Regions from separate parts of the Homo sapiens genome. Here region 1 is linked to region 2. Evidence: chromatin loops called from intact Hi-C (ENCODE). Cell type or tissue: MCF 10A. All regions are shown on one strand. Links, peaks and the distances in the headings refer to the core of each region. The heading gives the core; the rest is flanking DNA.

The links. A loop is a pair of places that touch in the nucleus more often than their neighbours do. Peaks named below come from ENCODE experiments on the same cell type or tissue, not always from the same donor. Only the 100,000 strongest peaks of a DNase experiment are listed, where the experiment ranks them.
Region 1: a loop joins it to region 2, with 14 times the contacts of the local background. A loop is called at or near these places in 2 of 110 quality-filtered maps.

Annotation. Positions count from the first base shown.
Region 1 is chr10:125,224,044-125,240,292 of GRCh38, forward strand. LOC105378541 (a long non-coding RNA gene) reads left to right here and starts at 4,474. Exons shown (of 4, transcript XR_946434.3): 1 at 4,474-4,703; 2 at 6,284-6,390; 3 at 7,698-7,946; 4 at 9,767-9,993. RefSeq lists enhancers at 3,365-4,564, 5,403-5,917, 7,022-8,221. In MCF 10A, for the core only: no CTCF peak of the experiment used is centred there; a DNase peak (open chromatin) is centred at 7,648.
Region 2 is chr10:125,335,010-125,351,258 of GRCh38, forward strand. No RefSeq gene overlaps it. Among named protein-coding and RNA genes, the nearest start is that of CTBP2, 180 kb to the left of the region's middle. In MCF 10A, for the core only: a CTCF peak has its summit at 8,358 (motif pointing left); a DNase peak (open chromatin) is centred at 6,072.

The sequences.
Region 1 (16,249 bases), core at 2,730-10,729, 110 kb before region 2:
GCCCCAAATGGGTCCGAATTGTAAATCATGCTGTAACATAATATCTAGGATAATAACAAAGATTCATTCAACAAACACTTGTCATACTCCTCTTGTAAGTCAGGGGCTGGGCTCTGTGCCACAGGGATGGATATACAGCTCGCGAGGCCAATGCTTTGCCGTCTGGAAGCACAGACTCTGATGTAGTGCCTGTCAAACTTTTAAACCAGAAATACGTACTACATTGGGATCCAGTATATTCGTGTACTTTTGGAAAAAAAATTTATGGAACAATATTCACTTTTACATTGCATGATGCATTTCCTTCCATCCCTCCCTCCCTCCCTTCTTTCCTTTCTTCCTTCCTTTGACAGTCTTGCTCTGTCACCCAGGCTGGAGAGAAGTGGCATGATCTTGGCTCATTACAATCTCCACCTCCCGGGTTCAAGCAATTCTCGTGCCTCAGCCTCCCCAGTAGTTGGGATTACAGGTGTGCACCACCACGCCTGGCTAATTTTGTTTTTTGTATTTTTAGTAGAGACAGCATTTTGCCATATTGCCCAGGCTGGTCTCGAACTCCTGAGCTCAGGCAATCTGCCCGCCTTAGCCTCCCAAAGTGCTAGGATTATAGGCGTGAGCCACTGCACCTGGCTACATTCTGATAGTTTCTATTCTAGCCTATTTTATTGAAAAAAGAAGTGCTGGTTGCAACCCTCAAAATTGATTTCATGACCCACTATGAATGGATAGTGAGGTGAAGTTAAAAAATTCCTATCTAGAGGGAGGGCAGACATGAAAAGTGATTCAAGAGAAAAGAGAGTGCCTCGTGAGGGAGTCAGGAGAGGGTGGGACCCTTCTGGCTGGGGGCAGCAAGAAGGGTCCCACGGAGGGGGTGGCATTCAAGCTAGGCCCTGAGTGGCAGAGAGATGCTTGTGATTTAGACAGACTGAGCTGGGAAGAGTAATGATGTTTGCAATAACATGGAAATTATGTTTTTATTATTCATATAATAAGCAGGGCTACGCTTTTCAAGGGACTTTCCCACCTCTAGGTTTATTGGATCATCCTAGCAAACATGTGATCCAGTTAGATTAGGTATTAGCCACATGTTATCAATGGAGGAACTGAGGATCAGAGAAGCAAAGGACTTTGCCCTAGGACACACAGCTCTTTGGCGTTGGCAGAGCCAGGTGTGAGCTCTGGTCTGCCTGGATCACAGCCCCTGTGTGGCCTCTGAAGCAGGAGGCACCACGCGGAGTCCCTGCTTCATGTCTGATGCCTGATGCCTGAGAGCAGGGTTTGAGAGCAAGGGGCTGGGGGCACTCATGGGCACAGCTCTTTCTCTCAGCTCCCTCACTTGCACAGGTCAGGGAATGAATTGATTTGCCTTTGAGTCACAACCAGACAAACCCTCTTCTGGGTTTCTCCATAGGAACACCTGAAATTGGCAGCCTTCAGCATCCCACCCAGACTCTTAGACAACTACTCCTCTTCCCTGGAAACTTCCCTTGCTCCCTGTGAACCTAGCCTTGCAGCCTGGAGGCCAGTTAAGCCACGTCTTGCTGTTCACCACGGACTGGATCTGTTCTCTCCCAACCAGCAGCCTGCTTCCCCAGCCTCATCTATTTGACTTCTTTCTCTCAAGGAACTTACAATTTAATCAGGAATCCCTAATAGTACATGCATTCTAAATTGCAATCATTTATTGCATCTAGCCTGGGGCTTTCTGTCTGTTAGAAATATCAGGGTTATTTCCTTCTTTTAAGAGTTTATGTTAAAAAAAAAACTTTACAAATAATGTTTGCTGTTTAATGTTCTCCCCTGAAATATCAATCTGCAAAAAATAGAAATCCTTTTTTACAATTCATTGCAAGGATATAGTTCCAGTTTCTTATAATGTAATGAATGTATGGCAGATAATGGTCCAATAGTGCAAACGAAAGGCGCATATAATCAAAATGATAATGGAGCGTATTGTACTGCTTGTATAATACAATCCATACCAATATGGAAATCATATCTCAAGGCAACATTCCTCTCTTTGATTTTTGTAATAATTGTACATGTAAGAGCAGAGCAGCGAGAAGTGGGGGGACAAAGGCCTTTATTGCTTCATTAGGCAGCTGGCGTTCTGATGGTCCGGCCTGTCGACAGTCGTTCCTTAATTTCCAAGGGAAGCTTCTCCTCTTTCTGCAGACATGATTTACTGTTCACGTCAGCTCCCTTTTCAGCCCTTTCTCTGTGAAGACTCACAATTAGATAAAATGAGCTTTGAGGGCCCTTTTGATCAGCACCTTCTGCCTGCTTGGCCAGTGATCTGGGTTTGGGTCAGACTGGAGCCAGGCTGCCGGAAGCTTGGGTGGGAAGGAAGAGAAGGCCTTGGTAGAGGCCTTTGAGAGCCTCGGGCTGCACAGCCTCCTTGGCCGGCTAGGCAAGGGGCATGTGAGGGAGTGGAAGAGCAACAGGCACAGGCCCTACCTGCACCGCCTTGCATTCTAGAAAGGTCAGCGCACACTCAAGGTGGGAAATGTCCACTCTGAAGTCGGGCCTCAAGTGGATCTTGGCTTATGTACCAACTAGAGTATGACCTTGGCCTTGACCTCTCTCAGCAGCAGCAACCAGAGATGTTGGCCAAGGTTGTAAAGTTGGGTGGCAGTGGTGAGGGGAGAGCCCAACTTCCTAAAGAGGTCAGTGTTTTCTCCCAGGTTCTGGGAATGGAAAGATGCTGGCAGAAAGCAAATCCCACACCAGAGGAGTAGATTGACAAGTAACCTGGAAGTTATTTTTTGGACTTTTTGGATCAGAGCAAACTTGGATCTTGCTCCTAAATGCTGTGTACCCAGCTACTTCTCCTGGCCCAGTGGGTCCTGGGGCCATGCCTTCTGGGAGTCTGGATGGGGCGGGGTGAGGTGCGGTAGCCCTGGCCCAGGGCGCCCCATCATTGTAAGGTGGAAGGGAAACTGCGGATGGTGGTCTGTAAGGGTCAGGGGTCAGGCGCTGAGCAAAGGCGGGGCAGGAATCCGGCGGCCCAGAACTGGAGGTGAGCCCTGGCAGGCCCAAGGGAGCCTTCGGCTTTTCTTGGGCGCCGGAGTCCGCAGCACAGGCTGGCTGAGGGCTGGTAAGGGAGCCGTGCTGATGGGGCAGAGTCCTGGGCACAGTCCTTTGTGGGCTTTGTCTTGGAGGCACTGCCACTTCTTGACGCTGGCCTGGGGACGCTGCCAGAGAGACCATGCTGTGTGACCCTCACTGCTGCTGAGGCCAGAGAGGGAGGTGATGTCCTGGGCTACCCCGGGAAATGGGGCAGAGAGGAAACTCAGCGGAAGCCAGGTCTCCATTTTAAGTTCTTTGGCGAGAAAGCATAACGTGCTGATGCCTCCCAGGTGTGTCTGCAGAGCAAACCCTGGGGGCAGCCCCAGCTCTCAGGAGGATGGCCCCGGGGGGCGGTGGGGGGTCCCACCTCCTCTTCTTGTCTCCACACCAACATCCACTCCAATCCACACATACCCTGTAGGCTCCTGTGGTTAAACTCACGTCCCTGAGGCCCAGACTCCCTGAGCTTAAATTGCAGTTCCACCATGTTCGACCTTTGTGGGCTTGGCCAAGGCCCTGGCCCTCTCGAAGCCACAGTGTTCTCTTGTGTACGACGGGGAATAACTGCAGCGAGGAAGTGGGAAGAGGACTGAGTGAGTTCAGCAGGGAGTGAACACCTGGCCGTATGCACGCTAAGGCCGTAGCCATCCGTCACCAGGTAGGGACAACAGGTTCACCTCCTGGGGGCAGGCCTTGACCTGCTCAGGACTCTGAGGTGTGTCTGCACTAACGGGCCTCAGGAAGGGGTCATCTTTCTTTCTCTCTCCAGGTCACCGCAAGCAGTGGGGTAACGTGCACAGGAAGGGGTAACGTGCACAGAAAGGTTACGTCCTGGGCAGTGGGAAGCAGTGGGGTAACGTGCACAGGAAGGGGTAACGTGCACAGGAAGGGGTAACGTGCACAGGAAGGTGACGTCCCGGGCAGTGGGAAGCAGTGGGGTGACGTGCACAGGAAGGGGTAACGTGCACAGGAAGGTGACGTCGCGGGCAGTGGGAAGCAGTGGGGTGACGTGCACAGGAAGGGGTAACGTGCACAGGAAGGTGACGTCGCGGGCAGTGGGAAGCAGTGGGGTAACGTGCACAGGAAGGGGTAACGTGCACAGGAAGGTGACGTCCCGGGCAGTGGGAAGCAGTGGGGTGACGTGCACAGGAAGGGGTAACGTGCACAGGAAGGTGACGTCGCGGGCAGTGGGAAGCAGTGGGGTGACGTGCACAGGAAGGGGTAACGTGCACAGGAAGGTGACGTCGCGGGCAGTGGGAAGCAGTGGGGTGACGTGCACAGGAAGGGGTAACGTGCACAGGAAGGTGACGTCCCGGGCAGTGGGAAGCAGTGGGGTAACGTGCACAGGAAGGGGTAACGTGCACAGGAAAGTGACGTCGCGGGCAGTGGGAAACAGTGGGGTAACGTGCACAGGAAGGGGTAACGTGCACAGGAAGGGGTAACGTGCACAGGAAGGTGTCATCGCGGGCAGTGGGAAGCAGTGGGGTAACGTGCACAGGAAGGTGACGTCGCGGGCAGTGGGAAGCAGTGGGGTAACGTGCACAGGAAGGGGTAACGTGCACAGGAAGGGGTAACGTGCACAGGAAGGTGTCATCGCGGGCAGTGGGAAGCAGTGGGGTAACGTGCACAGGAAGGTGACGTCGCGGGCAGTGGGAAGCAGTGGGGAGTCAGGGGAGGCATGGGTGTCTCCTCAGTGCCCGCTACCTGCAGGCACAGGGTAGTGGATGCTGGGAGGTGCTGCCCAGAGACCCTTAACAGCAAGCCAGGGAAATTGCCAGCTGAGGCTCCCAGCTCACTCCTGTCTGAAAATTTCCCAGGACTCCCCAGCTGTAGCTGCACCCAATGACTGGGCCATAAGTGGAGAGGCAGAAAGACCTCAGTTTGGCTGAAGGATCATCAGAGCCCCAGACCTTCACAGGGGCTCATCTGAGACCATTGTAGCAATTTTATCACTGTTCAGGTTCCTCTACAGTCCAACCCCCAGCTCATATAGGCACCGACCCCCGAGGGCACTCCAAGTAAGCCTCCTGCCTGCAAATCTCAGAGTCTCCCAGTCTGTTTCATGGGACTCACCCTATGACAGTGTTCCAAGCACTTTATTTCCTTGAACTTACTTATTTTATTGAAGTCTCACAACAAATCTATGAAATCAGTGCTGTTGTAATTCCCATTTGCAAAATAAGAAACTAGGGGAACAGAGAGATTTGGTAACTTACCTAAGGTCAAACAGCTAGTAAATGGCTGCATTTTTTTCCCCCCAGCAAACTGTACAATAACAGTAAAACAGCCCAGGAGTGACCCACTGCAGTGTTTCCTAAGGTGTTCTGAGGAATCCTTGCGTCAGAATCACCTGGGCTGCTTGTTGCATGGCAGATTTCCAGACCCTGATTGAATCGGTATCTCTGGGATTGGGACCCAGGAATCTGAATATGTAACAAGCTTTCCGTGCAAACTAATGCGGGAACCACTGAGCTCTGGGGAGAAGCATCAGATACTGGAAATCTGGCAGGGACAATAGGGATTGTCAAATGCTTTCGGCTGCAATTGAAATGAGGCTCCAAAAGGCAGGCAGGTGGTCTCATCCAAATTCATGGAGGCATCAAAGGGAGATGAGTCTGGACTTGAACTTTCCCAACTCCTAAATCAGTTGACTGTCTTCCACACAGCATGGACACTTCTTACCTGCTGCTGTTGGCTCAAAGCACATGTGGACAGGATGACAAGTGAGACTCTGAACACCATTTTTCAGATTTTAAAAAATTGCATGAAGTCTTAAAAAATTTACAAAACCTAACATTTGACCATTTTAATCATTTTAAAGCGTGTGGTTCAGTAGTACTAAGTGTATTCGCAGCAACCATCACCATCATCCATCTCCAGAACCCTTTTCATCTTGCAAAGCGGAAACTCTGTCCCCATTAAACCCTCACTTCTCATTCCCTCCTGCTCCCAGCCCAGCCAATCACCATTCTATGTCCTGTCTTTATGAATTTGACTGCTCTAGAGACCTCATATAAATGGAATCATGCAGTATTTGTCCTTTTGTAATGGGCTTATTCCACTTAGTATAATGCCCTCCAGGTTCATCCATGTTGTAGCATGTGCTAGAATTTCCTCCCTTTTTATGGCTGAATACTATTCTACTGTATGTATGTACCTCATTTTCTTTATCCATTCATCCACATGTGGATGTCTGGGTTGTTTCCATCTTTAGGCTATTGTGAATAATACTGCTGTGAACATGGGTGTACAAATGCCTCTTCAAGACTGTTTTCAGTTTCCTTGAGTCTATAGCCAGAAGTGGAGTTGCTGGATCATATGGTAATTCCATGTTTATTTTTTTTGAGGAACTGCCATTCTGATTTCCACAGCAGCTGTTCCATTTTACATTCGCATCAACAATGCACATGGGTTCCAGTTTCTCCACATCCTTCTCAACACTGGCTGTTTTCTTTCTCTTTTTCTTCTTTTTAAATAACAGCCATCCTCATGGGTGTGAGGTCTAATCGTGGTCACTTTAGTTATTTTATTTTTAAAAATGTTTTTTGAGACAGGGTCTCACTCTGTTGCTCAGCCTGGAGTGCAGTGGCATGATCTCAGCTCACTGCAACTTCTGCCTCCTGGGTTCAAGCGATTCTCCTGCCTCAACCTCCTGGGTAGCTGGGATTACAGGTGCCTGCCACCATGCCCAGCTAATTTTTGTATTTTTAGTAGAGACGGGTTTTCACCATGTTGGCCAGGGTGGTCTCAAACTCCTGACCTCAGGCGATCCACCCACCTCGGCCTCCCAAATACAGGTGTGAGCCACCATGCCTGGCCCCCTTTAGTTATTTCAAAGCATGTTCTTGGAGCCCATTTTCCCTGCAGGCTGCTCCTAGACATCCCAGCCATAGCTGCCAGGCTGCCGGAGCCCATGTGGACAGAAGGCGCTCCACCCTCTCACCGTGCTGTGGTAGACGTTACATCTTACTATGAAGCAAAGGGAGGCAGAGGGTGCTGATGGGCAGCAGTCACCAGGATCGCAGCCCCAGCTCTGTCACTAAAGAGTGCAGGTTTTGAATGGGTCACTGACTGTTGGAGTGGCAGGGTCCTCCTGCCCATAGATAAAATGGCGTTTCTGCTGGTTACTGCATCATGCAAGAACAGCCGGGTGGTTGCTCACCAAACCTGAAGGGTGTGTTTGGGTTGGTCTGACTTAGCATATAAGCCATGTAGCTGATACAAAACTTACTTTGGGAGACCATGGGAAACCCCCGTGCAATGACCGGGCATTCAGCCTCTGAAGGAGCTGAAGCCAGGGTTGCAGAGGTCCCTGTAACTGCTGCTAGGGAGAGGCCTATTAATATTAAGATGCTGTGGCCAGAGAATGGAGCCTTCAGATATAAGCCTTGAATCAAATGCATAGGATAGAACCCCACATGGCAGAGCGGCTGCTTCAGAGTTGCTGAGCCCTTCCGGGCAGGGGCCTCATGGGGAGGCTGTCGAGTGGGGTGGATTTCCCAGGGCAGCTCCTCCACCAGGCTGGGTGGGTCAGCCAGTCTGGAATTCAAGCAATTGGGATCCACTAGCCCAGGGCTTCTCAAGCTGGAATGTGGACATGAATCACCATGGATCTGGTTACGTTGCAGATTCTGACTCAGCAGGTCTGAGGCGGGGCCTGACATTCTGCACGGCTGGCCTGCTCCGGGCGCTGCTGATGCTGCTGGTTCCTGGACCACCCTTGAGACCCTGGATGACCTCTGAGGTGCTGCCTCCTTGCAAAAACCCTCAGCTCTTGGGACCTCTCCCTGCGCTTCCGAAGCCCTTTCAGATATTTTCCTGTAGCCCTCACAAAGAGCTTGGGGTTGCGGTTTCTGCCGCTGTTGACTCTCACGTGGGTAAGGCCATTTTCATTTAATTTTTTGAAGCTTTTCTAGAGCCCAAGCTCCCTAAGGATGGGGAATTCATCTCACCCAACACTTGGCATCCCCTAGAGAACCTAGTCCAGTGCTGTGCTGTCTTCTCAATACTGTTTGTTAGAGGAATAATAATAACAGCCCTCATATGTGTGAACACTTCACAGTTCACAGGCACTTTCATATGCTTAATTCATTACTTGCCATTTCTCTTCCGATGAAACCAGCAGTTCCTCTTGGCTTACGTGCTAGGCGTGAATTTCCTCGTTTTTATCCTCACAACAATCCTGTGAATTACACAGGGCAGGTATTAGCCTGCCTGCCAAGAAGGGGACACTATTGTTTGTAGAAACATTAAGCATGCTGCCCAAGGTGTCCTAGGGGACAATGGCAAGCCTGGGATCTGTTTCCAGGTTGCTGCTGCCATCTCCCTAGAAGAGAGTTGGGACCACCAGCAGGAGTAGGGACTTGGGCTCCAGATGGTGTCCGCTTCTTCTCACTGGGCCATTCCAGTGGTGGCTGGCCAGTGTTTCTGGTGCCAGCCCTGTGGGCCTCCCTGCCTGCATCCTACCTGGGCCAATGCCCCATGGCGCAGGTGACCTCCACATGGCTTCTTTTCTATCCTTTGCATTGAAGGCCCTTGCACTGCAGGATAACAGCTCAGAGGACTGGATTTCTGGTCCTAGCTCTGTTACTTCTGACCATGGAGCCATAGACCAGGCACCAACTGAGTTTTGGTTTCCTCTTCTGTAAAATTTGGATGATGCTGTATGCCCAGCTGGGCCTCTGGGCTTCATGAGCCCACACCAATAGCGCTCTGTGGAAATGCTTTGTGCATGCAAAGAGACGTACATGCTACTTCTTCATCAAGCGTGTACACTGTAAAACAGAAAGGCTTTTTTATTTTCAAAGTTTGGGTATTTACACAGAGGCCCTTGCATATGCGTGATCATTTCAGTGGCTCATTTGTTTGTCTTGCTGTGTATAATAGTAAGACACAAGCCCCTCCTGAAGCCATCGGCAGTCTCCTCACTGCTTTGAAAGTTGATTTCCTTTGTCATCCTTACTTCCTAAGGGTTAGCCTGAGTCATCCAGCATCAGGATGCCAGCTTTGCGTTAGAAGTTAATTATTCTTCTTTATCATATTGAGGACACTTAATTTTTTTAGTGATTTACTCTGCTTTGTAATTATAGATGTGGTGATTAGAATGTCTTATATTTGACATTACAGATTTTTAAAAACATGATTTATTCCCACCACTGATTTAAAACTCTTCCTTTGTAAGTTTTTATTCCTGCTTGTGTGACAGTGTTTAGGGACTCCGGCCGGGCCTGGTGCCTCTGCAGGGGCTATTAGAGGCGCTGTGTACATATATAATTAAGGAATTTCAAAACACAAATGACTGCCTTTGGGGCCAATAGCCACTGCAGTTTCCATCTATCATGTCAGCCCTGGAGATGGTTGTGTATTTGGTAAAGTAAATTAACATACAACAACTTTGCTTAAAATAATGTTCAAATTTAAGATGTAGCAAGAAGCAGGAAAAACAAACAATAAAGGGATCCAGGGAGAGCGAAAATCACATATTTAAATGCGAACAAAATCTTTGCCTGGTGCCTTTATCACCTGTGGGTTACAGCATAAAGCCACCTGAAGACCCGGATTCCTTCTTCACCTCCTTTTGTTTTCTGGCCAAACTTTCTGTTCGATTTGCACCATCTCTGAGCAGACCTTGGGTTTGGAAGGGACCTTTGGAGCCTCATCTTTGTCACGTATTTTGTCCTTTGAAAATGTATTATAGAGATAATGGAACATCATTTCAGAGTTTCGGAAATGGGAGAGAAATCTCCCAGCAGCCCAGCAGTTGAAGAGGAGCTGCCTCAAATACCAGCCCAACGGGAGGCCTGTCTCTGGCTTTTATGTTCAAGCTGGGACTCTTGGCCTCAGAAGCCTGCTTCTGGTCTTGAAAGTTGGTCCCTTCCCAGCATTATAGCATTAAAAAAATTTTTTTTTTGCCACCAATAAAACCATGTTCGGGGCTAATACTCATGCTTTAAAAAAATTGCAATTGTTCTTTGGAGCCCAGTTAACAGAAGCAAATTTCTTTAAAACAGATGTTGTGTTTGTGGTCTGATGCTGATGTGGATGAGGCTATTTGGAAGGGTGTAGAAGTTTTCCCATCTCACTCAGAAGGAAATGAGATGATGGTTCTTCATACACAAAAGCCAAAAATCAACTGTTATTATACTACCCAGCAATAACCGCAGCTAGTGTTTTGGTGTGTATCTTCTTAGAACTGCTTCTAGGTGAATTTGTACATCAAGATTAATCTTTTTAAAAAATATAAGCTGGATATACTAATTTTTAGCCTTTTTTCTCTCTTACTGTACTTTGAACACTTTATACCACTTTTTCCAAGTTAGTGAATATTTTAGCTTTTTTTTTTTTTTTTTTTTTGAGATGGAGTCTTGCTCTGTCACCCAGGCTGGAATGCAGTGGTGCGATCTCGGCTCACTGCAACCTCAGCCTGCCAGGTTCAAGCAATTCTCCTTCTTCAGCCTCCTGAGTAGCTGAGATTACAGAAACCCAGCACCAAGCCCGTCTAATTTTTGTATTTTTAGTAGAGATAGGGTTTCACCATGTTGGCCAGGCTGGTTTCGAACTTCTGACCTCAAGTGATCCGCCCACCTCGGCCTCCCAAAGTGCTGGGATTCCAGGCATGAACCACCATGCCCAGCCTAAGCACATGGTTTTCAATGGTTGCAAAAGGGCCCATGACTCAGCTGAGATCACCATTTCTGTGGTCTTTTTGATATTGATGAAAATTTAGGCCCTTTCCTTTTTAAACTTTTTGCTATTAAGAACAGTGCTTCAGTGAACATCCTTCTGCATGTATCTTTGTGTGTCTATAATAATTTCCTTAAGATAAATTCTTAGAAACAGGGGTGCTGTATCAAAGGTTATGCACATTGACATGACCGTCTATTCCTCTTAAAAATAGCATTTTCCCTGGCAAAACATGCAGAGTACTTTAAGACATCTGCTGCACTTGTTGCAGCATTCAAGTAGAACATCTTCTCAGCAAGAAGGGCTGAAACTGTGTTGTCTACAGTAGGCTGGCTGCTGGATATCACTCCGGAAAGAAACTAGCAGCCTGCAGAAGAGGCAGGGTCACCAACACCTTGGAGGGCAGTAACTGAGCCTCTTTCCCATCGGTGAGTGTTGGCATCAGCCCCCACCCCAGGAGCAGAAACCATAAGTGACAAAGGGAACAGCTCCCTGGGGAGGAAGCTGCCAACTCCTCCCCAAACCACAGGTAATCCTCACTAGGGAGGAACTGACAGCCAAGATTCTTCATCTGTTGAGGGTGATTCAGTCAAGGTAGGGTAATGAATTCAGAAGAAGAGTAGGAAAAGTGGTTGTTGCAAAGAGCTGGTGTAGTTGCATTGTGAAAGGAATCATGGTCACAGAAGGTTTCAGAAGCTTTATCAGTAAGACAGATTGCAGAGTATCAGATTTGCGTTGGGTGGAATTCTGTGGGATGCCAGCATTGGAAAGTGAGCCACAAGGCTGTTGTTTTTTCAATTCATTAGAACAGCTGGGTCTCCAGGAGTAATTCATGAAATGGATTAGATAATATCCTTCCTGATAGGCTGTCACCCCAATGAAAGAATGTGGTTTCTGCCTTGTCAGCATGCAGCCATCACTGTTTTCTGATAATAGGTCCCTAAATTTTCTCAGAAGAACACCATTTCTCCATTCTTAATCCTCCTGGTTTGAATGGCGTTGATAATCCAACCTCACCTGGGACATGCAAGTAAAGTATATCATCTCCCTGATCACTGTGATTGATCTAGGATGGGCATGTGATCAAGTTCATCCAATCAGAATGCATCTCAGAACTTTTGCTTGAGCACTTGCTGGAAAGTGTTCTTTCTTTTCCTCTGATGTTAATGATTGGGAGGCTATGGCGTGGTGCAGCTCGGAAACCCTTGCTGGGGAGTGCTGCTCTGTTTGGGAAGTGTTTTTAGAGAATAAAGTCAACATGAGAGAAAGCAAAACAGAAAGATATAGAAATACAGGTTTTTATAGATATAATTTGAGCTCTTGGATCCAGGTGTGCCTGAAGTAGAGCTATATCTGGAGTTTTCAGTTATTCGAGCCATTATATTCCTTTCTGTTTTGCTTAAGCCAATTTGATTTAAGTTTCTGCCCCTTAAATCCAAGATTCCTGACTACTACAGATATATTAAATTTCAAGTTGATTCATAGATCTGAATGAGGTAATGTTGCCCTCAAGCCTATGTGAATGATCTAAGTCCAAGCTTAGTGTTACAGGACAGGAACACAATGTCTCAAAGACAAGGCAGTGGCAGATCAGTGCTGGGTGGTCAGGGAGGGAAAGGATCACATTCTGCAGGTAGGATGAAGACAGGAGTCACAGAAAAAGTGATATTTTTGATGAGTCTTGGAAAATGACAGGTGGGATTGGCAGGCGATGACATTTCTGGTAAAGAAACAGTAGGAGCGAATGCTGAGAGGAGAAAAAGCAAAGTCCATAGCCCACGTAGGGAGAAGGCAGGAGGTAAAATTAGTAAGAATAGTTGGGGTTATGTTGTTTGGATCCTGAATTCCATGCTGAAATAAAACTTAATGAGATTTTTGCCTTTTGTGTATGACAGAGAAGCTTATATTAGACCAACGGTCCCACTGAGAACAACTAGAAAATCCATACAAAATTAGATAAAAATCCCAAACCAAAAACATCTGTTTGAAAGCATTGCAGATCTGCCATGATAGCCAAGATTTGAGAGACAAACATCTTGGAGTGTGAAGGCGCCGTTGAGTTTAGCTCAACATTCTATATGCTGCTTTTACTTTGGGGTGATTTATTGACGTTTGCTTGTGACAAGAGGCTGAAAAGTCTGGTAAAAGGTCCTTGCTAAGAGGCAGAGAAGCCAGTCGAATTTTTATAATCTTGCAGGGCTAGGGAAACAAAATTGGAGATTGGGGCTACTTAGGTAAACCAGAACATAGACAGTCAGAATCATGGAAAGAAGGGAAGTGAAAGGAAGTGAACCCAGTATGTGATGTTTTTCACGTTTAGGTGTTTACCAAGTCACAGTTGCACAGGGCAAGAGGCTAGGAATCCAAGAAAAAAGTGGCTGAGAAAACAGTAAGTTATTGGCAGTTTCATGGTGCTGGAGAGATAAATATTTGAATTCAGGAGCTGCCTAGGAGGAGGGGCCCTAGTAAGTACTCCAAGCTGACTTACTCCTAGTAAGTACTCCCAGTAAGTAAGGTTCTGAATTGGACACCTAGAGGGTTACACCTGTAGATGTTGTGAACTAGAGCTTTAGAAAGACTGTTACTCAGACTCAGGTCAACAATGTCACTGACTGGATTGGAAGCCATCTGCTCTTACTCTAGCTTTCTGAAAGATGATAGAGTTGAAGCTTCTTTGGAGGAAGACATCATTATCCTGACCTTCTCCATTTTTCATATACCATATCTGGCTCCCAATTAAACATTCTAGGAATACCAGGCTGGGTGCAGTGGCTCATGCCTGTAATCCCCGCACTTTGGGAGGCCAAGGCGGGCAGATCACTTGAGGTCAGTAGTTCGAGACCAGCCTGGCCAAAATGGTGAAACCCCACCTCCACTGAAAATACAAAAATTAGCCAGGCTTGGTGGCAGGTGCCTGTAATCCCCACTACTTGGGAGGCTGAGACAGGAGAATCACTTGAATCCAGGAAGCGGACGTTGCAGTGAGCTGAGATCACGTCACTGCACTCCAACCTGGGTTGAACAGAGTGAGACTCTGTCTCAAAAAAAAAAACCAAAAAAACAAAAAAACAAACAAAAAAAACAACAAAAATTCTAGGCATACCAAAAAACAGTATCAAAAGAGGGGAAAAAAAAATCGGAAGATAGAAACAGACCCATAGGTAAATCAGATGTTGCACTTTTTATACATGGACCTTTAAATTAACTGTAATCGATATATTAAAAAAAAGATAAGATGGAAAATTTCTTCAGAGAACTGAAATTTATAAAAAGAACCAAATAAAAAGTATAAAACTGAAAAAGCCAATAACACAAATTTAAAATGTAATATGTTTACTAGCAAATTTTACACACTAAAGAGAGGATTAGTCACCTGGAAGACAGATTAGTAAGAAATATTCAGACTAAATCTTGAAGAGCAAACAGGGTGAAAATTATAAAGAAAAAACATGAGAGAAATAAAGGAAATGGTGATGAAAAGGTCAAACTTATGTGTAATTAAAGGAGAGGAGAGGGAGAGTGGATTAGTCCATTTTCACACTGCTATAAAGAACTACCTGAGACTGGATAATTTATAAAGAACAGAGATTTAATTGACTCACAGTTCCACAGGCTTAACAGGAAGCATGGTTACGAGGCCTCAGGAAACTTACAATCATGGCAGAAGGCAAAGGGGAAGCAAGTGGAGAGAGGGAGAGCAAGCAAAGGGGGAAGAGCCACACACCTATCAAACAACCAGATCTCGTGAGAATTCTACCATGAGAATAGCAAGGGGGAAGTACATCCCCATGATTCAACCTCCTCCCACCAGACCACTCTCTCAACATGTGGGGATTACAATTCCAGATGAGATTTGGGTGGGGACACAGAGCCAAACCATAACAGAGAGTGATCAGTAATAACATTTGAAGGGTTTTTGAATGTTCAAAAACTGACGTAATACATCAGATCACAAATTCAAGAAGACCTACAAACTCTAGCCAGTATGAATATTGAGAAAACTATCCTAGTCATGTCATAGTGAAACTGCCTAAAACTAAAGACAGAGAAAAAATATTAAAAGCAGCCAGCAGGGCACCTTTAAAGGAGCAGTGATAAGACTTACAATGGACTTCTTGGCAGGAATGATGGAAGCCAGGAAACAATGGAATAACAACTTTAAAATGCTGAAAGAAAAGAAACTTATCAACTCAGAATTCTATACACAGAAAGAATATCTTTCAAAAGTAACAGTGAATACAAACATTTCCTGTCAAATAAAACCAGAAAGTTAGTTGTCAAGACACTGGCACTAAAAGAAATATTAAAGGAATTTCTTCCCATAGAAAGAAAATGATCCCAGATGGAATTAGAAAAATATGGAAAGAAATGAAGAGCAAAGAAAAGTGTAAGCCTCTGGGTAAAAGTACATTGACTGCACAAAACAACACGATACTGTCTTTCAGGCTTTGAAATATATATAGAATTAAGATGTGTGACAACAGTAACACAAGAGAAAGGAGAAAATGATGCAAATGGACTTAAAGGGCTCTGAATTCCTCAAATTGTTTAGGAAATGATAAGAGCACTAATTTAAATTATACTCAAATAAGTCAAGGAGACATGTTGTAATCCAGTGACAACTTAAAGAGTACTAAAATAACGTATAATTCACAAGTTAATAGACAGAAAATAAGAGTAACACAAAACACTTGATTAATCCATAAGAAGGCAAAATGGGCATGACAAAGAAAAAAAACTAAATAGAAAACAATATGAAAACAATAGATTTGAATACATATCTTAGTCAGTACATTAAATGTAAATAAAATTAAGTGTAAATTGATGGATTCAATTAAAATACAAATATTGTCAGAATAGATTACAGAATAAAGCCCAACTATATGATTCAACTATACGATAAGAGACACAAATTCAATATAGCATGCAGAAAGGTTTAAAGTAAAGCAACAGGAAAAAATATATCCTGAAAAACCAACCAAGTTAAAGATTTTGTAGGTTTACTAATACAAGACAAAACAGACTTTACGATGAGAGCATTACCAGAGATAAACAGAGACATTTCATAGTGATAAAAAAGCCGATTCATCAAGAAACATAATAATATAGCTTCACAGCAAATACTGATAAAATAAGAAATAGACAGTTCTACAATTATAGTGGCAGGCTTTAATAGACCTCTCTCAGTAATTGTTAGAACATACAGCTGAACTTCAGTAAGAAAAATGAATTTTGGAACAACACAATGAACAAACTTGACCCTAATTGACATAGAACATTTTACCCAAAAATGACAGATTAAACACTCTTTTCAAGACTACATGGAATATTTACCAACATTTATCATTGACCATGTGATAGATCATAAGGTAAGTCTAAATAAGTTTCAGAGTATTCAGAGGATAATCTCTGACCACAGTGGAATTAAACTAGAAACCAATTTTTATATTTATTAATTAAATTATTTTTTCTGATACAGAGTCTCACTCTGACACCC
Region 2 (16,249 bases), core at 3,640-11,639:
CACATTTCTAGGTGTTTGGGATACATCAGAGAACAACACAGATGAAGGTCCCTACAGCTCTGCACTCTTGTAGCTTACATTTTAGTTGGGGGGATGGACAGGCCTATGTGATGATAACCTGCTATGCGTCTATTCTCCATCCTTCTCCACCCTGCTTCAGAGATGCTCATGCCCCTTGTGGCCCATATGGATAGCATCTTCCCATTGGGTCCATCCTCCAACATCATGCCCCCAACGTTTTCCCACTGGGTCCAGCCAATGAGAGGCACAGACAGGGGCATTTTTATTTCTCTTTCTTATCAAATACTCAGTCCATTATACCAATTTAAATGTATATCAGTATGTTAATACTATAGCTACATACATACTGTGTTACTAAGCAGCATAGTTGTTCTCAAAAGACTCTATTGGAGGCCTGAGGAGCTGAATGCTTGAGCATGGAGTTGGACTGACTTGGGTGTTAAAGTTACTTCACTTCTTGGAGCTTCCATTTTCTCACCTGTGAAATGAAAATAATAGTAAAACTGCCAACCTCATAGGGTTGCCATTAGGATTAAGTGTAATAACACAGGGAATGTACAGGACACAGTACTTGTCCTGTAGCCTGGCTCATAGAAGAGCCTCAATGAATGGTAGTGACAATCAGTATGTAACGCATGGTATGGTGTAGGTCATGTTGGTGGGTTACATTCATTATTGTGCCTACTCTTAACACATCCTTTTGTATTATGAGTACAGTAGGCCCAAGGGCAGCTGTAAGAAAAGAGATTCAGTTGGCTTTGGTGCAAATGTGTCTTGTATTGATCCCTAAAGGGGCCATTAGAAAAATCTGACTCCCCTTCCTGGGAAAAATCCCAAGCAGATTCCCACAGCCCACCAATCCTGAGACAACTCCTCTCATCTTGACTCCTCTTTTTAATTGCTGCGTGGGTGCCAGACCAAGGACCATTTTTGTGGTGGATAGTGTCATCTGCTGTATGTGGAAGGAGAAATGGCACAAGTGAGAATAGATACATGGATTTCTACACACTGGTCAATGACCTTGGCAACTCGTTGGGACTGGAAGAAAAAAGACAGAAAAATAAGAGACAAGGAAGGCTGGTGTGGACAAGTGTGAGCGGGCAGAGTGCTGAAGATTTTTGAATCGCATATTAATGCCCACCGGAAACATGTATTGTAGATAAAGAACTGGAAAACAAGGTAGACAAATGACTTGGCTAGTTGACATTAACCACACTTCATCATTGGCCACCCAGAAGCAACAGTATAGGTGCGTGAATAGAGGGACCATGGTGGCAGAAGTGGAGGCTATGCATGAGCTCAACAGCACGGACTCGACTTAACAAGATCATTCTAGCTATTGCTTCCTCTGAATGTCCAGCCTGCAGCCACAGAGACCCACATGGAACCTCTGGTATGGCACTACTTCTAGAAGAGACCAGACACTTGGAGGCAAGTCAGCTTCTTTGGGCCCTGGCGTTCTGGAATAGCCAATGGTTCATCCTCAAAGGGAGACATTATTCCAGGTATGGGCTGCCTTTATTGTCCACAGAGCCTCAGCCAGCACTGTTGTTTGATGGCTTATAGAAGACCTGGTCCACAGGCCTGAAATCCCACCCACCATAGCATTTGACCAAGGGACCTGCCTCTTAGGGAGTGGGGTGTGGGAGTGAGCCGGTGGCTTATATTACATACTGCACCATCCAGGAGCAGCCAGCCTCAGTGAATGCTGGGACAGCCTTCTAGAGGCACAACTGTAGTGCCAGCTCAAGGGGAACCCTCTGGAAGGATGGGTGCCGGACTTCAGGACAGAGTATGCACATTCGGAGACCTGTAGATGGCTGGTCCTGTCTCTCCAGTAGGAAGAATGCATGGTTCCAGGAACTGACGAGTAGAAGCAGTCATGGCTCTATTTACTATCACGCCCAATGACTGACTGGGGGACTTTGTGTTTCCTGCCCCCACCACTCTGGGTTCTCTTCAAAAAAAAAGTTGCAACCTGGCAAACACTACCCCAGCCAGGTGATCAAGGTTAACAGCAATAGTGAAAAGTGATATGGAGAGCATGCGCCCTTGAATGACGCGATGCGAGGGGCACTTTACCTCTCCAAAACACGTAACTCCAGTCTAGTCAGGAGAAGAACACCAGGCAAATGTCAATGCAGGGGCATCCTACAACATCCCTGACAGTGCTCCTCAAAATCCTCAAGGTTATCAGAAACAAGGAAAGCCTAAGAAACTGTCACAACCAAGAGAGATGGTGACATCTCATCGAAGGAGATGTAACGACCAAATGTGGTGTCCTGGATGGGCTCCTAGGACCAAAAAACGACATTAGGGGGAAGCTGCAGAAATCTTAACAATTGTTTATCACTCTTCAGTTACCTGTATTCTAATTTAGTTATCATGTAACAATGAATGAATTATTATTTAGTTAATTGTGTATCAACATTGGTGTATTCAGCTGTTGATAATAGAGGACACTGGGTGTGGGGTGTATGGAAAATATGCATTTTCTTCACAATTGTTCTGTAAATCTAAAACTGTGCTACAATTAAAAGTTTATTTATTTTTTTTTTTTAAATTTCCTTGTCCCCAAATGAACAAGTGTCTTCTAAGGGTCTCATTGAACTAGAAGCTTTAGTGCTGTGCCCTGGGAGCAGTGTTCCTAGCTGGGGAATTGCCCTACGGGCAGGAGTCCGCCACTGCAAGGGATTTGCTTTTCCTTTCCTTCTTTTTGAAGATGCCTGGGAAATGTGGTGCCATAGTGTAGGCATCCCGTGCTCTGGATCCTCTGCTGCCCTTACTTTCCCTTTCCAGCCAACACATGTCAGAGGACACGGGGCCTCCAGCCAGAGCTTGGGACCCGGCAGAACTGGCTTCATCAACTTCTGTGCTGGTCACCTGTGCTATGGGAGCCACAAGGCTTTCTTTTCTTTTCTTCTTCTTCTTCTTTTTTTTTAAATTGAGGTGGAGTCTCACTCTGTCATCCAGGCTGGAGTGCAGTGGCGAGATCTCGGTTCAACCTCTGCCTCCCAGGTTCTAGCGATTCTTCTGCATCAGCCTTCCAAGTAGCTGGGATGACAGGTGCGCGCCACCATGCCTGGCTCATTTTTTGTATTTTTAGTAGAGACGGGGTTTCACCATGTTGGCCAGGATGGTCTCGAACTCCAGATCTCATGATCTGCCCACCTCAGCCTCCCAAAGTGCTGGGATTACAGGCGTGAGCCACTGCGCCTGGCCATGGACTGGCTGTTTTCTAATCTTGCTGTATAACATTGTTCTGGGATTTTGTGATTAGTTCCATTATTGCCCATTTCTCACTTTCCCACTCCTTTCTCCTTTTTGGTTTTAACACTTTTTGTGTGGCTGAAATTACATCCTTGATGCGTTTGCTTTTGAGTTCTTGGTCATGAAGTCTTCGCCTAAGCCAATATCTAGGAGGGTTTTTCCAATGTTATCTTCTAGAATTTTTCTGGTTTCAGGCCTTAGATTTCAGTCTTTGATCCATCTTGAGGTGATTTTTGTATAAGGTGAGAGATGAAGATCCAGTTTCATTCTTCTACATGTGACTAGCCATTTATCCTAGCACCGTTTGTTGAATAGGGTTTCCTTTCCCCACTTTATGTTTTTGTTTGCTTCGTCGAAGATCAGTTAACTGTATCTGGCTTTATTTCTGGGTTATCTATTGTGTTCCATTGGTTTATATGTCCATTTTTATACCAGTACCATGATGTTTTGGTGACTAAGGCCTTATAGTATAGTTTGAAGTTGGGTAGCGTAATGCCTCCAGATTTGTTCTTTTTGCTTAGTCTTGCTTTGGCTATACGGGCTCTTTTTTGGTTCCATATGAATTTTAGGATTGTTTTTTCTAGTTCTGTGAAGAATGCTGGTGGTATTTTGATGGGAATTGCATTGAATATGTAGATTGCCTTTGACAGTATGGTCATTTTCACAGTAGATTGCCTTTGACAGTATGGTCATCTTCACAGTATTGATTCTACCCATCCATGAGCATGAGATGTGTTGCCACTTGTTTGTGTCATCTATGATTTCTTACAATAGTATTTTGTAATTTTGCATGTAGAGGCCTTTCACCTTCTTCCTTAAGTGTATTTCTAAGTATTTTATTTTTTTTGCAGCTATTGTAAAAGGGGTTGAGTTCTTGTTTTGATTCTCAGCTTGGTCACTGTTGGTGTGTAGCAGAGCTACTGATTTGTGTACATTAATTTTGTATCCTGCAACTTTGCTGAAATAATTTACCAGTTCTAGGAGCTTTTTGGAACAAAGATAAATAGAAGAGACCTAATTAAACTAAAAAGCTTCTGCACAGCAAAAGAAATAATCATGAGAGTAAACAGACAACCCACAGAGTGGGAGAAAATCTTCACAATCTATACATCCAACAAAGGAGTAATTTGCAGAATCTACAAGGAACTCAAATAAATCAGTAAGAAAAAAAACCAAACAATCTCATCAAAAAGTGAGCTAAAGACATGAATACACAATTCTCAAAAGAAGATATACAAATGGCCAAAAAAAAAAATGTAAAAATGCTCAACATCACTCATGGTGAGGGAAATGCAAATCAAAACCACAATTAGACACCATTTTACTCATGCAAGAATGGCCATAATAAAAAAAAATAGATATTGGCCTGGATGCAGTGAAAAGAGAACACTTCTACACTGCTGGTGGTAATGTAAACTTGTACAACCACTGTGGAGAACAGTGTGGAGATTCCTTAAAGAACTAAAAGTAGATCTACCATTTGATCCAGCAATCCCACTACTGGGTATCTACCCAGAGGAAAAGAAGTCATTATATGAAAAAGATACTTGCACACCCATTTTTATAGCAGCACAATTTGCAATTACAAAAATATAGAAACAGCCCAAATGCCCATCAATCAAGTGGATGAAGAAACTGTGATATATATATATATATATATATATATATATATATATATATATATGAACACTCAGCCATAAAAAGGAATGAATTAAGGTATTTGCAGCAACCTGAATGGAATTGGAGACTGTCATTCTAAGTGAGGTAACTCAGGAATGAAAAACCAAACATCATATGTTCTCACTTATAAGTAGGAGCTAAGCTATGAGGATGCAAAGGCATAAGAATGATACAATGGTCTCTGGGGACTTGGAGGGAAGGGTGGGAGGGGGTGAGAGATAAAACATGACAAATTGGATTCAGTGTATACTGCTTAGGTGATGGGTTCATCAAAATCTCAGCTATCGCCACTAAAGAACTTACTCATGTAACCAAATACAACCTGTTCCCCAAAAACCTATGGAAATAAAAACAATTTTAAAAAAGAACTTATTTATGTAACCAAACACTACCTGTTACCCCAAAACCTATTGAAATTTTAAAAATATTACATCCTTGAGTAACTTTCTCAAAAAGATGTATTAGAAATACATTCTCTTCATCTCGTATTTGTGAAAACGAATAAGTTCATCAAACTCTCCAATTATCCCTTTGGAGTGTGCTGTTTCCAGCCAAGACCCTGCTCAATGCACTGGGTTCAAAATGATAAACCTGCAAGATTCTGAAGATCTTGCTTTGCTGACCTCTAGTATCCATTTGGTTATTGATAAGTCTGATGCCGATTCAGTTTCCTTCTAGGTAATTTCTTTCTCTCTGGAAGCCATTAGGATTTTTTTGTTTTTGTTTTTTTGTTTTATGAATTCTTGCTGCTATGAAATTTTATAAATATATGTTATATCAGTTAGGAATACCTTTTTAGCATTAAGAAAAAAAACCACCAAAAATACTCAATTAACAATGGCTTAAGCAATATTTGTAAGAAGTAGGTGGTCCCAGATTAGACGCACCACTTCAGTGGTTTCATCAAGGGCTCAGGCCCTTTCTGTCTGTCCCGCCTTATGAAGGATGTGGAAGGAACAGAATCTTGTTATCCTTGGCTTGTTGCCTCGTGGTTGAAAGATGGCTCCGACATCATTCCTTGCACCATTGCAGAGAATATCACTTCTCTTTATGAGGCTTGGAGTTTTGTTGTGAAAGAACAGCTCCTTATTACACATCTCTTGAACATTTCTTTGGCCAGAACCTGGCTACATGTTGACTCCTAGACACTCATTGGTAGAAGAGAATGGAATTTATTAGGATTGGTTAAGATCAGTTATAGTTGATTCCCTGGGGCTGAGAGGGGCGTGCCATTCCTGATGTCATAGGATCTCTGCCTGCTACCTAAGCTGCAAATGTGGAGAACTGCTAGCAGGAAAAAAGGGAAATTCTTTTGGGTTAGTCTATGGAGAATATCCACTTGGTATGTCTAGCTGTGGTCTTTTTCACTATCATGCTTTTAATTTGAAGTCTCGCTTCTCCTTTTTGCTCTAGGAATTTTTTCCCTCATTATTTCTTTGGTCTTCATCCTTTCTGCTTTTTCTAGTCTCTCTTTCTAGAACATTTTAAAATGAATATTGGATCTCCTGGATCAACCTTTTCTATTTATTAACTTTTCTCTTGAACATCCTATTTCTCTGCCCTTTTTTCTCTTTATTTCACAAGATTTTCTTGGCATCATCTTCTATCCCTTGTCTTTTTATTCCATTTTTATTTCATTTATTATATTATTTCAGCTCTATTTTGGTTACGTATCTGTAATTCTTGTTCTTTTTTAAAAATTATATCTTTTTCTTATTCTAAAGAAACACTATAATCTCAAATCTCTTGGAGGATATTAGAGGGTGTTTTAAAAAACTCCTTGTCTATTTCTTCAGTTGTCTCTGTTTCTTGCAGAGTCATTTTTGCTGATGTTGTTGTTTATTTATCTTTCTCTTTCGTAGTCCGGATTCTCCTCTCACGTCTGGTATATTTAAAGATAAGAAAATGCAAATGCCTACTTGGGGCCTGAGGCACATTTAGGGCTTGTTGACCTGAAGGCTCAGCATTCACTGGGGTGCAGGGGACCGAGGGCCAACTTCCAGGATGGGTTGGTCCCATGCACCAAGTGAGGAGGCCTCTGTTCTGGGCCAAGAGCGCTCTCACTAGCTGCCTTGGTTCACCCTAGAGTTTTACATAGATTTGTTCAGAGAAGAACTCTAGGTTTTCCTCCTAGGTAATGATGTCTGGCTGACCACAGATGGGCCTGCAGAGAATGGGATGTGTGAGTGTGTATGGGCTGGACCATTCAGAATAGAGGCTTTTAACAAATGCCCAACTTCTCACTGCTGCCCACTGGAGATCTGCAGTTTTCAAGTCTGCAGACTCTGGGGACACTTCTGGGCAGACTGACCTCTTCTGTGCACAACTCCTGTCTAGGATCCACCTGTCTTTGCTCTGTTTCAGCAGCCAGGACTCCCCGATCACCTTTACATCATCTGGAAATTGGTTCAAATCATGTATTCTCTGATGGTTTCCTTTGTTTTATTTTCTTTGGTGTGGGCTCCTACATTTAAAAAATTCCTTTTCCTTTACTCTTATTTTAATGGAGTCTCAGGAGAAAGGAGACAAATGCTAGGAAGCAGTCTGCAATCTTGACCTGGGGGGATAATGTCGAGGTTTTCTTTTAAATTGATTCATTACTCTTTTTTAATTAAAAAAAAATTTTTTTTGAGATAAGGTTGTGCTCTGTCACCCAGGCAGGAGTGCAGTGGCGTGATCATGGCTCATTGCAGCTTCAGTCTCTTTGGCTCAAGAGCTCCTCCCACTTCAGCCTCCTGAGTAGCCGGAACTACAGGTCCATGCCTCCAGTTGGCTAATTTTAAAAAGTTTTTTTGTGGAGATGGGAGTCTCACCACCTTGCCCAGGCCAGTCTCAAACTCCTGGGTTGAGGTGATCCTCCTGCCCTGGCCTCCCAAAGTGTTGGGATTACAGTTGTGAGCCACCACATCCAGCAAACCTTAATTTTTTATTGTAAAATACACCATAAACTTTATCACGTTAATCATTTTAAGCGTATAGTTTAGTAGCATTAAGTGCATTCCCACTGTGTGCAACCAATCTCCAGAGCTCTTTTTATTTTACAAAACTTCAGCTCTATGCCTATTAAATAACAACTCCCTGCTCGCTGCTCCCCTCAGCCCCTGGCAACCATCATTCTACTTTCTATCTGTAGGAATTTACAACTTGAAGTACCTCATGTAAGTGAAACCATACGGAATTTGCCTTTTTGTGGCTGGCTTTTTGGAGAGCATATGGTCCTAAGGTTCATATATGTCACAGCATGGGTCAGAACGTCCTTCCTTTTAAAGGCTGAATAATATTCCATTGTGTGAATAAACCACATTTTGTTCATCCACTTATCCGTGGAGGGAAGCTTGAGGTGCTTCCACCTTCTGGCTATCGTGGGTAATGCTGCTATGAATGTGGATGCCAGTATTGTTGAGTTTTAAAAGGCCTGTAGCATAGGAGACCCCCCAGCCACTAAACCCAAAGCAGATGTATTTGTACGTAAATTTCCCATCGCACTGGAATTAAGATGCTATAGTCACATTGTCTTCCACAAAATACTCTCATGTTTAGAGTTTTACTTGACACACTTCTTCTGGGTCCATTATTATAACCAATGAGGTAGTTAGAGTAGATAGCATTATTTTTGTATCGCAGTGAAAAACTTCGAGCTACAAAGAGGTTAAGTGACTTGCCTAAGCTAATAAGTAGAACAACTAAAAGTACTGAATAATTTTATCAGCCTGAAAGACATTGCTGAACGTGTTTGTTTACATCAACTCTATTGTGGGCTGACTATGGAGACAGGGCCACAGAATGATGATCTCTAATCTAGTAAATTTAATGCAACTTCTCCTAACAGATAAGCCGGGTTGACATGGTAAATTTTATGTGAAAAAGAGAAATCTGTCTGAAGCTCTGGCAGCCAAGATAAGACAGAATAGCAGATATGATTTAACTATTAAAATTACAGAGATTTGTTCCTCTTTATTTTTCGTGGAGGGAATCAAGGTAAATGTTCTTGGGTTGTTGGCAGTATTTCTTCCATTTGTACATTCCTTCTAAACATGAACATTATGTTGTTTATTCATCTGTTAATGACAGCTGATTATCAAACCATAAATATACATGTTGGGTCTAATGGTTTGTGAATGTTAAGCATCAGACAGTAATATCGCGGGTACTTAGAGAAGAACACTACAGCTACATCCCAATCACTATCTAGCTTGTCAATTTCCTGTAGAATTATCTGATTCTTTGTGCTGTCAGCTGAATCATGTGTTAGGCAGAAAGCAGATTTTTTTTCCCATTATTGCTCTTTTTTCCTCCTCATCAGTAAACAGATTTAAAAAAAAAAAGAAGAAGAAGAAAAGAAACACAATTCTCTGGTGTAATCGAGGCTCCAGATATCACATTTTCTCTATTACTTGTGGAAAACAGCAAATCTGATTTCTTGAGGCTTTTCATGTTCAAATCATTTCAGGGACATCGGCAAATACATATTCACTCAGTATTTCCGTACCATATATTGGAGAAAATAACAGATATGAAGATGCTAAAGTTCAAATTAAAGGGCTTTCATCCTGCTGTCCTAAAGTCCCTTGGAACTTATTTAAAATGTTTAAAAAAATCTGGCCACTAGTGGTTTACTCTCTGCACAGCAAGATACATGTATTTATTTCCTAAGCAATGAGGCAGAGAAGCGTGGTGTTCAGGCGTTGACAGTATGCTAATGTGTGCTGGGGAAAGACACACCGGTCCCCAGGGTGCAACGAGGAGCCTCTGAGAACTTTTCTTAAAAGGTCTTCATTCTTCCACTCACCCGGCAAACAGTGGTTAAGCATTTACTAGTGCAGGTGTGCACTCAGCCTTGGGCAAATAGGAAGTTCCTGCCTCGTGGTTCTCAAAGCCGGAGGAGTGGGGGCGGCACGGCAGAGCAGAAAGGGCATCGTCAGAATCCCAGCCCACTTACCTGCAAAGGGCATGGCCTCAACCTCCCCAAGCCTTCCCCTGGGGCAGGGATGGTAATACCCACCCCAAAGAGCGGGGAGGATGAACTGATTGGCCTATAGCTGGTGCACGGCACAGAGCTGCAGCCTTCTGGGACACTCCTGGCTTATTTCCATTTCTTTCACTGCCCTTCGCTCGTTCCAACCCGGTTTCCATTCCAGACACTCCGCCAGCAGCGCTTTCTTATCCTCCTCCATTTTTGGCGCTGCGTTAGACCCTACCACCTTCAAACTCTTGCCTTCTTTCCCCACACTTACCACCCTGCTCTCTTTCTCTCTCTCTCTCTGATCTCTTCTTCTCTGGAGACTTTGTTTCTTTTCCTTCTCTCTCTCTTCTCTCCTGAATAGTGGATTTTCACGAAGTCTCTGCTCATTTATCTCTTTGTAATATTGCTCCTTTAACACAAACCATATTTTCAAGTCCTTCTTATTCTTTAGACATCACTAATGTCATATTTCTGGCTTCAGCTATCATCCTCACTCTGATGACTCCAAAATTTCTATCTCTGTATTTTCATAGCCAAACTTCTAGCTTCAATTTTCAACCAAATACCCAACCTGAGCGTTCACTTTCAACTCGAAATCTCTAAAGCTATACATAACATCTTTACCCCAAATGAACTCCCCTATTAGATTTTTCATTTTTTTACTCTCTGTCAGTAGCACTATTTTCTCAATTGTCCACTGATAATTTAGCTGCTTTATCATTTACTAAAACTATTTTTCTTTTTAGGAAATTAATTAATTAATTTTTTTGTTTGTTTGTTTTTAGAGACAGAATCTTACTATATTGCCCAGGCTGTAGTGCAGCAGCTAGTCACAGGCCAGATCAGAGTGCATAGCCCACTGCGGCCTCCAACTCCTGGCCTCAAGTGATCCTCCCACCTCAGCCTCCCAAGTAGCTAGAACTACAGACGTGCACCACAGCATCCAGATAAAACCACGTTTCCTCTCTCAAAACATTTATGAGCAGAAAAGCATTAGATTAAGTCACAAAATACAACAAAAAATTTTTTAAGCTCCTTAAATAAATAGAAAAGCCGGGCACAGTGCCTCACACCTAGCACTTTGGGAGGCCGAGGTGGTTGGATCACCTGAGGTCAGGAGTTCGAGACCAGCCTGGCCAACATGGTGAAACCCTGTCTCTAGTGAAAACAAAAATTAGCTGGGTGTGGTGGTGGGCACCTGTAATCCCAGCTACTTGGGAGGCTGAGGCAGGAAGAATTGCTTGAACCCAGGAGGCGGAGGCTGCAGTGAGCTGAGATCATGCCACTGAACTCCAGCCTGGGTGATAGAGTGAGACTCCATCTCAAAAAAAAAAAAAAAAGAAATAGAAGAAACCTATAAATATATAAAGTGGTGTATACAGTATGGTCCCAACTTTGTTGTAGTTGTATTGCTTGTGTCTTTATTTCTCATCTATCAATATCATCTATCTACATATATGCATAAGATAGACTGAGTGTTCAGAAAATGTCTCTCACTAATGGAATTATAAATGAATTTTACCTTCTTTTTTATGCTTCTTTTTCCTTTTTATTTTTTCTGGACTTTTGATACCCAGGATAGGGTTCATTTTAAGTCTTGGTTTATGACACACACTCAGCATTGGTTCCTTTATCCCCTCTTTTGTTTACTTATTTGTATGTTTATTGATGACTGCAGTGGGCATCATGCCCACCCTCCAACCCAAGCCCTGGAACAATGACACTGGCTTACATTTCCAGCACGCTCCCCTTCATTTCCTAGGTCCTAGCAAGGTCTGAGGTATTACACTGGTCCACACCTCCTGTCCATGAGTTAGTATGTCAGGCTTTTTATGCTGGTTGATTGGACATAAAATAGCATTTCAGCTGGGCACGATGGCTCACGCCTGTAATCCCAGGACTTTGGGAGTCCGAGGTGGGTGGATCACTTGAGGTCAGGAGTTTGAGACCAGCCTGGCCAACATGGCAAAACCCCATCTCTACAAAAAATACAAAAATTAGCTAGGTGTGGTGGTGGGGGCCTGGAATCCCAGCTACTTGGGAGGCTGAGGCAGGAGAATCGCTTGAGCATGGAAGGCAGAGGTTGCAGTGAGCTGAGATTGCACCACTGCACTCCACCCTGGGTGACAGAGTGAGACCCTGTCTCAAAAAAAAAAAAAAAAAAAAAAAAAAAGCATTTCATTGTGGTCTTGATTTGCATTTCTTTAGTACTAGCAAAATTGAACATCTCTTTTTATATGTACAGGCTATGTCTTTTTCCTCCTCTGTGAACTTATAGGCTTATGTCTTTTTCATCTTTCATCTAGGTTGTTTGCTTTTATCATATTGATTTGTAGAAATAAGACAAAAATGTCCACTAACACCACTGATATTCAACATTGTCCTGGAGGTCCTAGTCAAAAAATAAAAAAGACATGAAAAATAAATCAAAGACATTGCAATCTGAAAGGAAGAAGTATATGATTGTCATCATTTGCAGATAAAATTACTAAGGATAAAGGAAACCCCAAATAAGCTATAAACTGTTAGACTTAAAGGAGCCTTTAGCAAGGTGGCTGGATATGGAATAAATAGATGAATGCCAGTGGCATTTCTATACACCAGCAATAAACAGCTAAAAACTGTAATATTAGGAAGATCATTTATAATAGTAAAATGATACTACACAATACCTATAATTAAACCTTAAAAAGATATGCAAGTCCAAAACTTAAAAGTATCAAATTCTTTGCAACACACTGAGGAGACCCAGATAAATAATTTTCACGCTCAAACTCATCATTACAGTAATATAAAATAAAACAACCATGTGATACCAATTTTAACTTATGCGATTAAAAAAGATTGATAACACCATATTAGTCAGTATTCTCAAGAAAAACAGAACCAATGGGATATATATATATATATATATATATATATATATATAAAACAATATAAATATATAGAAAGTGATTTATAATGAGGGATTGGTTCACAGACTGAGAAGTCCCATGGTTTGCTGTCTGCAAGCTGGAGGCCCAGGAAAGCTGGTGGTGTTGTATCAGCCCAAGCCTTAAAGGCTGAGAACTCGGGGAGCCAATGGTCTGAACCTGAAGGCCTGAGAACCAGGAACACGGATGTCTAAGGGCAGGAGAAGATGGATGTCCCAGCTGTAGTAGAGATAGAAAATTTACCCTTTCTCTGCCTTTTCATTCTATTCAGGCCCTCAATGAGTTGGGTGATGCCCTCGCATATTGGTGAGAGGGGTTCTTCTTTATTCAGTCCACTGATTCACATGCTAATCTCTTCTGGAAACACCCTCACAGATGCACCCAGAAATAGTGTTTTACCAGCTATCTGGGCATTCCTTAGCCCTGTTGAGTTGACACATAAAATTAGCCATCACAAACACTAAGTAGTGGGAAAGATATAGTGTAACAGGCAGTATCACACATTTTAGGTGTGAGTTCAAATTGGCACAGCTTTTCTGGGGAGAAATCTGGCAGCACTAATACAATTTTTAAATGTTTATACCCTTGGACACAGCAATTTTACTTTTGAAAATTTCCCTATAGACACATATGCATAAGAGTACAGACTTTTGTATAACAATTTTCATCACATTGTAATTTGAAACACTCCATCTACCAGTAGATGACTAGCTAAATAAGTTGCTATAGATGTGATATACAGTGAAATACAGTATCAATCACTCATATGAAATGAGATAAAATACACATGCTGAGATGAAAATGTACCAAAGGCATTTGATTAAGGAAAGATGAGTGTGTCTTAGTGTCGGTTTCCCTGGAAGCAGAGCCTGAGGCAAGGATTTGGATGCAGGTAGTTTATTTGGGAAGAATCCTAGGAATCAGGTGTGAGGGAGTAACGAGAATGAGGGGAGGAGCAAAGGGAGTATGATCTTCACATAGTGTGGCAAGGGGCTTGCTTCAGTTGGGACCTCCTGAGAAGTGTAAGGAAGGGTTCCAGCATTGTCCCTTGTCCCCTGATTGAAGGACAGGAGACAGAAGGTGAAAAGATGGACAGCCTGTGCAATGGGAGTTGTAGCTCACACAGAACTGCCCACTCCAGTTGTGGCTGAAATCAGAGGCAGTCCAGGGAATGTGATGTTGGGCATTAGAGGAATTTGCTACAGACTGATTCAATTTAGGTAGAAGAGGATGTCTACATACATCCCTAGAGGTATGTATGAGAAGCCATCTTTTTCTTTTTTTTGAGACAGAGTTTCACTCTTGTTGCCCAGATTAGAGTGCAGTGGCACGATCTTGGCTCAGTGCAACCTCCATCTCCCAGTTTAAAGTGATTCTCCTGCCTCAGCCTCCCGAGTAACTGGGATTACAGGCACCTGCCACCACAGCCACCACACCTGGCTAATTTTTGTATTTTTAGTACAGACAGGGTTTCACCATGCTGGCCAGGCTGATCTTGAACTCCTGACCTCGTGATCCGCCTGCCTCGGCCTCCCAAAGTGCTGGGATTACAGGTGCGAGCCACCGCACCCAGCCGAGAAGCCCTCTTAAGCTGTGATCAGATGAACTGCTGCCCTCCATTCCCTCCATCAAGGAAACAGAATGATGCCTGCATAGAAAGCTTGGGATAAGTAGGTTGCTCTTTGTGTTCTCAAACATTAGGGAGCCTCAGAATCACCTGTAGGGCTTGTTAGAACACAAATTGCTGGTCTCTGCTTCCAGGCGTTCTGATTCAATCAGTCTGGAGCAGGCTGGAGAATTTGCATTTCTAATAAGTTGTTAGGTGATGCTAATGCTGCTGGTCTAGAGATCATGTACTGAGAACCACTTGTCTAGAACATCTGTGTATTTTTCCCAGCCATTGCCCAGAGCCTGTTGTGCTAGTTCCCAAACCTGTTCATGTCATCTTCACTTGTTATTATAGTCAGGTAATTAATTAAATATTGCATGAGCTAATAAGATACAAGTGGACAAAGACAAAGAATTGTGTCTATACAATACGAGTTGAATGTTACTGAAAAGACTCAATATAGATGAGTCATTGAAAACTTGCAAAATGTCACAAAAATTGAAAATTGAAAATTTATAAGAATCTAGAAGATTATTCAGAGATTACTCATAAATATCTTTAGTTCTTGCTCCATATGAAGTACCTGCAACAAGGAATGAATGCCAATATATTATGGTGTGATCCATGTAAAAAATACACCTGAAATGCCCTCGAGTATCAAAGAAGAGGCCTTATACCCATATTAGATTACTGTCAAATACATATACATTTATTTGTTTTAATTTAATAAGAAAGTTTAAGGTGTTTATGTTTTTTTTCTGATTTCCTGCTTAGTTGACCATTTTGATCAACTAACCTGTCCTTATCTAATTGAATGAGAACTTCCATGGCCTCCAGTTTTGAACCTTTCTGTTCTAAAGCAGGTTTCTCCCCAGGCATGAAGCTGAAAACTAGGAATTCCAATGAGGATCCTTCAGTGTCCCAAATAGTATCTTATTATTTTGAAAAATGTCAATTCTATGCTTTCTACATTTTTCAGAATTGCTGCCTATCTACCTGGGTCATTACTCTGCTCACAAGTACACACTGAATAAAATCAAAATCCTCGGCATTCAGGGCTCTCTCTGAAATGATTGACATCTGTCACTTGCTTCCCCTAATTTTTCACTTCCTCTCTTCATTTACCCTGTACCACACATAAAATATCATTTCTTGACTATGCATTTGTGTTTTTTTTTCATGAGTTCTTTCCTCTGCTCCTCTGTCTAGAGAACTCCTATTTATCCTTCAAAACCCAGCCCAAATATCTTATCTCTGAGAAGCCTTCCCAACTCCCTCTTTTGTTCTAATAGCTCTTTATTGTACATGGTCCTTGATGCTACTTGTCAGAATGCTTTGGAGTTTTTTGCTTTGGTTTCAGTGGAAGCTGTAGCGTCTTAGCTTTCAACATCTAGGACATTTGTAATATTTGCCCATCTTACTTTATCACTTTACCTGAACTGTGCTCCAGCCCTGACATTCTAGTCCTGAGTAGGGGCTCAGGAATATTTGTTGAGAAATACTAATGAGTAAACGAATCAATAAATGGACTCTCATTACATCTGATGTATTTGATATTTCTTATTCCAGCTTCTGTAGACATAAAAACCCATCATAATTTAAACGACAACTTAAGAATAATATATGTTGACTTGAATCAGTCACATCACTCACTCTTTTAGTGCTTAGCAATTTCTTCTTGTATCCATAAATAAAGTCCATTCCTGTTTTAAAGCCTGTTTTAAAAAAAACAGAGTGAAACTCAAATTGTTGAGAAGATAAGTAGCTTTATTA